Linked DNA regions of Mus musculus: region 1 is linked to region 2. The links are chromatin contacts, found by Hi-C or POLR2A ChIA-PET in ENCODE. All regions are on one chromosome and are shown on one strand. The core of a region is the stretch at or near the end of the contact, and the rest is flanking DNA. Distances in the headings are between cores, read along the strand shown. Region 1 holds the start of Cdc37 (cell division cycle 37). Region 2 holds the start of Ppan (peter pan homolog).

Evidence for each region. A loop is a pair of places that touch in the nucleus more often than their neighbours do. ChIA-PET counts read pairs that join two places held with the same protein, here RNA polymerase II (POLR2A).
Region 1: a loop to region 2 is called in a map of CH12.LX, with 3 times the contacts of the local background. The contact joins the promoter of Cdc37 here to the promoter of Ppan in region 2. A Hi-C loop is called at or near these places in 6 of 37 maps with a recorded cell type or tissue (CH12.LX, gastrocnemius, heart and 2 more). POLR2A ChIA-PET finds 5 or more read pairs at or near these places in 4 of 5 experiments (Patski and embryonic stem cell).

Annotation. Positions count from the first base shown.
Region 1 is chr9:21,148,407-21,151,587 of GRCm38, reverse strand. Cdc37 (cell division cycle 37) reads left to right here and starts at 1,654. Exons shown (of 8, transcript NM_001378796.1): 1 at 1,654-1,832. The coding sequence starts at 1,731. Gm35977 (a long non-coding RNA gene) reads right to left here and starts at 1,620. Exons shown (of 4, transcript XR_870568.3): 1 at 1,442-1,620.
Region 2 is chr9:20,886,869-20,889,990 of GRCm38, reverse strand. It overlaps Ppan (peter pan homolog), which reads right to left and starts at 1,816. Exons shown (of 11, transcript NM_145610.2): 1 at 1,674-1,816; 2 at 1,414-1,584; 3 at 552-653; 4 at 307-357; 5 at 50-220. The coding sequence starts at 1,691. It overlaps LOC115487308 (a small nucleolar RNA gene), which reads right to left and starts at 507; the gene lies at 423-507.

The sequences.
Region 1 (3,181 bases), core at 405-2,904, 260 kb before region 2:
AATGTGAGTTGCTATATGGGTGCTGGGAATTGAACCTGGGTCCTTTGAAAGAGCAGCCAGTGCTCTTAACTACTGAGTGGTCGCTTCAGCCCCTAAGATGTAATTTAAAATTTTATTTATTTACTTATTTATTTAGCCAGGTGGTCCTGCTATATGCCTTTAGTCCCAGCATTTAATCTTCAGAGGCAGAGGCAGTCAGAGCTCTGAGTTCTAGGCTATTCTGGTCTATAGAGTGAGTTCCAGGACAGCCAAGGCTACACAGAGTAATTCTGTCTCAAAACAAACAAACAAACAAACAAACAAATAAATATTTTTTAAAATTTAAGGGCAGATCTGGTGTAGTGGGGCACACCTTTAGCCCCAGCACTGGGGAGAAGAGGTAGAAAGATCTGTTAGTTTGAAGTCAGCCTGGTCTACATAGTGAATTCCAAGACAGCCAGAGCTGTCTTATATACAGTGAGACTCTGGTGGGGGTGGGGGTGGGGTGGGAATTAAGGGCAAACATGATTAAAAAAAACAAATTGTATATTAATGTTTTGTCTGCAAGTATATCTGTCCACCACATGCATGCCTGGTGTAGTCAAAGGCCAAATGGGGACATAATATATATATCCTGGGTTGGACTTACAGATGGGTGTGAGTGGCCATGTAGGTGTTGGGAACAGAATCCGGGTGCTCTGGAAGACCAGCCAGTCTCCAAACTATTGAGCCAACTTTCCAGCCTCAATTTTGACTTTTTTTTTTCCATTTTTTATTAGGTATTTAGCTCATTTACATTTCCAATGCTATACCAAAAGTCCCCCATACCCACCCACCCCCACTCCCCTACCCACCCACTCCCCCTTTTTGGCCCTGGCGTTCCCCTGTACTGGGGCATATAAAGTTTGCGTGTCCAATGGGCCTCTCTTTCCAGTGATGGCCGACTAGGCCATCTTTTGATACATATGCAGCTAGAATCAAGAGCTCCGGGGTACTGGTTAGTTCATAATGTTGTTCCACCTATAGGGTTGCAGATCCCTTTAGCTCCTTGGGTACTTTCTCTAGCTCCTCTATTGGGAGCCCTGTGATCCATCCATTAGCTGGCTGTGAGCATCCACTTCTGTGTTTGCTAGGCCCCGGCATAGTCTCACAAGAGACAGCTACATCTGGGTCCTTTCGATAAAATCTTGCTAGTGTATGCAATGTTGACTTTTTTTTTTTAGAGTGTTGTTTGTATAACAACCCTGACCGTCCCTAAAATTACTCTGTAGGCTAGGCTGGCCTCGATCCGCCGGCCTCTGCCTCCGGAGTACTGGCATAGCGCCACTACCGCCCAGCCAATTTTGACTTTTTGACAGTGTCAATATGTAGCCCTGGCTGGACTAGAACTCCTGGAGAGCCACCTGCTTTTGCCTCTAGCGTACTTGGATTACCGTGGGCCACCACGCCCAACGCGACTAACCTTTTGTTTCTAAAGGATGGTCAGTCTGGTTTCGGCGGGAACTTCCAGAAGGCCTCACCACATACTCCTGGCCCTTTAAAGAAGACCTCCGGTTGCCAATGCCGCCGACTCCCGTTGCTAAGGACGTAACGTCCCGCGCCGACGCTGGGGCGGGGCCGTCCTGCGCGGCGCCCTGGGCGGAAGCGGAAGGGGCGGGGCTCGCCGAGCGGACTCTCTAGCCCTTGTGGGTCCCTGTTCAGCGCCCGGCCGTGTGGAGCCCCGGGAGCCAGTCCGGGCCTCCGAAGCGAAGATGGTGGACTACAGCGTTTGGGATCACATCGAGGTGTCGGACGATGAGGACGAGACGCACCCCAACATAGACACTGCCAGCCTCTTCCGCTGGCGGCACCAGGTGGGGCTGTGCGCGCTCATCCCCTTCCCCCCCACTCCCGGGACCCCCCGCTCTAGAGTTCTGACCTCTTCCCCAGGCCACCTGGCGTGGGGGCGGGGGAGACCTTAGTTATTGACATCTGGAGCCGCCTGCTCCACAATCTAGACTTTTCTCTTTCTTTTCTTTTCTTTTTCTTTTTTTTTTTTTTTGAAACAAAATTTCACTGTGTAACCTTCCCTGGCCTAGAACTTGCTGTGTAGAACAGGCTGGTTTCTAACTCACAGTGATCCTCCTGCCTCTGCCTTCCCAGTACTGGGATTAGAGACATGTGCCTTCATGCAGGGCCGGACTTTTTAATTCCATCCCAGGACTCCTGGCTTCTTCACCGTAATTCTTGACCTGTATCTCCAGGCGTTCTCTCTGTGCTATGGTTCTCTTCTGTTTGTAAGTTTATTTATTGTGTGTGTTCCCGTGTGCACGTGGCACAGCATGCCTATGGTGATCACAGGATAACTTGTAGAAGTTGGGCCTCTCTTTTCACCATGTTGGAACTGGCTGTGGAACTCCAGTCGCCCCACGTTGCCACAAGCACCTTTACACTCTGAGCCATTTTATCAGTTGGTAATACTTTAGTCAGAGTCTTGCCTCTCCCCATCCCCAAGCTGACCCTTGTGTGTAGGGTCCCCACTATCCTGTGCAGAACCTTCTGTTCTTCCTCAGAGTCTGGACCCCAGGTTCTGTTAGGTGATCTCATAGCCCAGCCACGCACCCACTTCATATTGCACGTCTCCCTTCTGCCTCTCCTCACTACTTAGAGTCTGGAGCCACAAAACTTCTGACTATGGCATCTATTTCCCAGGATCTTAGGCATGAATTTCTATTAAAGGCCCAGAGACGACCCCCTCCCCCCCCAACTTCCAAACTAAATGAGCCCTTAATTTAACTGTCAATCTTAGCTTGCAGCTGGGATTCCCCAGTCCAGGATCCCTTTCCCTGGGTTATAGACTTGAGTCCCACATGGGACATACCTGTAGAGCCCCCTTATCCTCTGTATTTGACCTCCATCTCCACTCTTGCCCATCATTCAGTTCCAGTGGCTCTCCTTATTCTCACCTCCTGTAGACTCTTATTTCCTGTTACTCCAGGAAACCCCACCCACCTAACTTCCTGTTAGAACCTCTGCTCCTTCTAGTATAGTAAGTAGACCCTCTCCTTCCCACCTTGGCTCCTATATGAACTGTAGCCATCTTTGAAAATTCACCAAACCAGGAGCCAGATGATGATGACACACATTTTTAATCCTAGCTCTCAGGGGGCAGAGGCAGGCAGGCCTGTGAGTTCAAGGCCAACCTGGTCTACAGAGAGTTCTA
Region 2 (3,122 bases), core at 567-3,066:
CTCCAACTGTCCAACCCTGGCCCCGGCAGCTGTCACAGATCTGGCCCACCGTGTGCACGTTGATGGACGGGAACAGGTTCTGGAACATGGTGGCCATGAGCTTGATGTGCATGCCCTGGGGGCCGAAGCTGTTGAGCACCAGGAGGGGAGGGTGGTTAAACTGCTGCTCGTGCATCCGGTGTCGGCGCAGGGAAGAGACCACGTCCCGTATCAGTGTATACTGAAAGGAGGGAGAAGAGAGGCTAAGCACCCGTGTGACCAGGGCCCTCCCCAGGCAAGCCGGGCTCTCATATCTACCCTTCTCACCTTGCTGATCTGGAACGTCAAAGTGGGGCCTCCTGGGAGCCGCATCAGCTTCTGCCAAAGAAAGGGTGGGTGAGGGTGCAGGGGTCTGGCTGGCGGGTGGGGCGAGAGAAGGGAAAGCCCTGCTCCTTCACTTCAGAGCGTTTACTTTGAAGCCAGCATCACAAGAGCTCAGGGCAATGGGCTCATCATCAGACAGGAGCAGCTGGGGCTCAGGGAGGGAAAGGGACGGTGTGGCGCGCACTCACCAAGTATACACTGTTATCTGTTTTGGTCAAAATAAGGAAGTGTGTGACCCCCAGGGGGCCAGCCACTGCCACACAGTCCTTCAGGGAGTTCTTCTTTCGAACCTGATAAATGGAGAAAGAAACGGACACAAGGGGCTGGTGAGATGGCTCAGTGGGTAAGAGCACCCGACTGTTCTTCCGAAGGTCCAGAGTTCAAATCCCAGCAACCACATGGTGGCTCACAACCATCTGTAATGAGACCTGAGACCCTCTTCTGGAGTGTCTGAAGACAGCTACAGTGTACTTACATATAATAAATAAATAAATCTTTAAAAAAAAAAAAAAGAAACGGACACAAACATTGAGAGAAGACGTTTAAACGATTATTCTGAGATGGTATTTCTGACCACACACTCCTTTCTGGAGGTATTGGGGTTTTACCTGTACCCCTAAACTATTGCCCCAGCACTCAAAAATACTCTTTAAAAAGTATTTTTTACAAGCCTGTTGGGAGGGACGCAAAGATGGAGGTCAGAGGACTTCAGGAGCTGTTTCACCCCCTCCACTACGTGGGGCACAGGAATTGAACTACAGTTTAACAGCAAGCCCCCTTTCCCACTGAGTCACCTAGCGATTGCCCCCAAAGTATGACTTTCCGTTTTTTACACAAGACCTCACTATGTAACCACAGATGGTCTCTATGGTGATCTTCCCCCTCGATTCTATTCCCGATTTCGCCTGCACACCATTAAGCCTGGGTCAGAGGTGCTGGGGATTCAGCCAAGCCCTCCCACATGGAAGGCAGGCGCTCAGCTTCTGGCCCCAAGTCCTCGCCAAGATGCCGAGCCCCGAACCTGGAGCTGAAGGGCTGAGGGATACAGACCTGCAGGCGGGTAGCGGTGAGAGGTTCCATGACCCGCCGCACATCCAGGCTGAGCTGCCGGACATTGCGACCCGCTCGGCCTCGCGTGAACACGAACGAGTGCGGCTGTGCAGCGTAGGACTCGAGGTTGCGGAGCTGCGCCTGGGCGCGATTGCGCTTCTGATGTCGGGACTGCGGGGACGACAGGCAGGCGGTGAGCGCCCAAGCTTCGGCCGCGACCCCACCAGTGCCCCATGCCCGCCCAGGCCGCCGCGCCTCACCCGCCCGGACTGCCCCATGCTGCCTGCTTCCCCACGAGGCAGCCTCTGTATTCGCTTCCGGCGCACACCGCTCACTTCCGTGCAGGAGACGCAAAGAGGACGGACTTTACGTGGCCAACTTCCGGTGCCACGCGGCTCGTAACTCTTCCCACTTCCTGCGTGCCGGCCAGTGACGTCATCCAACGGTCCTTGGCTCCGGACGGCTTAAAGGACCGAGAATCCTTTCCAGGGGTCTTTATAAAGATGCCGTGGTCCTTTTTGCACAAAAGAGAGGGGCCTCACAATTATTTGAGGGTTCGAGTCCCTATCCTGAACGTTTCGGCAAGCGTACTGCCCCCTTTGTTTGGCCTTTCAGTTTTTTATTCTGAAACAGGATCTCACGCAGCCCACGCTGGCCTGCAACTAACAGAGATCCGCGTGCGTACACTGAGCGCTGGGATTAGAGGCATGTGCCACCCTTCCTGGCTGACTAAACTCACACAGATCCGTGGGCCCGTATCTTCCAAGGACAGGAACTAAAGACTTGTACCACCATGTCCACCCCCTCTCCAAATAGATTGTATTTATTTATTTATTTTTAAATATTTTTTATTACATATTTTCCTCAGTTACATTTCCAATGCTATCCCAAAAGTCCCCCATACCCTCCCCCCCACTTCCCTACCCACCCATTCCCATTTTTTTTTTTTTTTTGGCCCTGGCGTTCCCCTGTACTGGGGCATATACAGTTTGCGTGTCCAATGGGCCTCTCTTTCCAGTGATGGCCGACTAGGCCAATCTGTGGTGGTGCATATGAGGAGATCAGAGGGTCATTTTTAAGAGTTGGTTCTCAGGCTGAAGAGATGGTTCAACGGTTAAGAGCACTGACTGCTCTTCCGAAAGCCCTGAGCTCAAATCCCAGCAACCCCAAGGTGGCTCCCAACCATAATGAGTTCTGACGCCCTCTTCCGGTGTTTCTGAAGACAGTTACAGTGTACTTACATATAATAAATAACTCTTTAAAAAAAGAGTTGGTTCTTTCCTTTTGCCATATGAGGCCTGGAGATGGAGTTCAGATCCTCAGACTTGGTGGTAGGTGTCTCTACTCAACTAAGTCATCTTGCCAGACCTCTAAAATGTTTTAAAATATAATTGTGTTATGCTCATGGGTATTTTGCATGCACAGATGTTTGTGTGTCACTTCTGAAAAAGGAGCTGGAGTTACAGATGGTTGTGAGTTGCCATGTGGGTGCTAGGGATTGAACCTGGGTCCTCTGTAAGAGCAGCTAGTGCTCTTAACCCTGAGCTAGCTCTCCAGGCAATTTTATCGGCCAGTGACGTCAGCTTACCAGTATTGGATTCCCTTATGTTTTTCATTCATCTTTAGTTTGACTCCTTCATTTTCTCTTTCTTCCTTGCATCTATTTCCTTCCTTTGTTCCTGCCCCCACTTCTCTCTCGCTCATTCTTC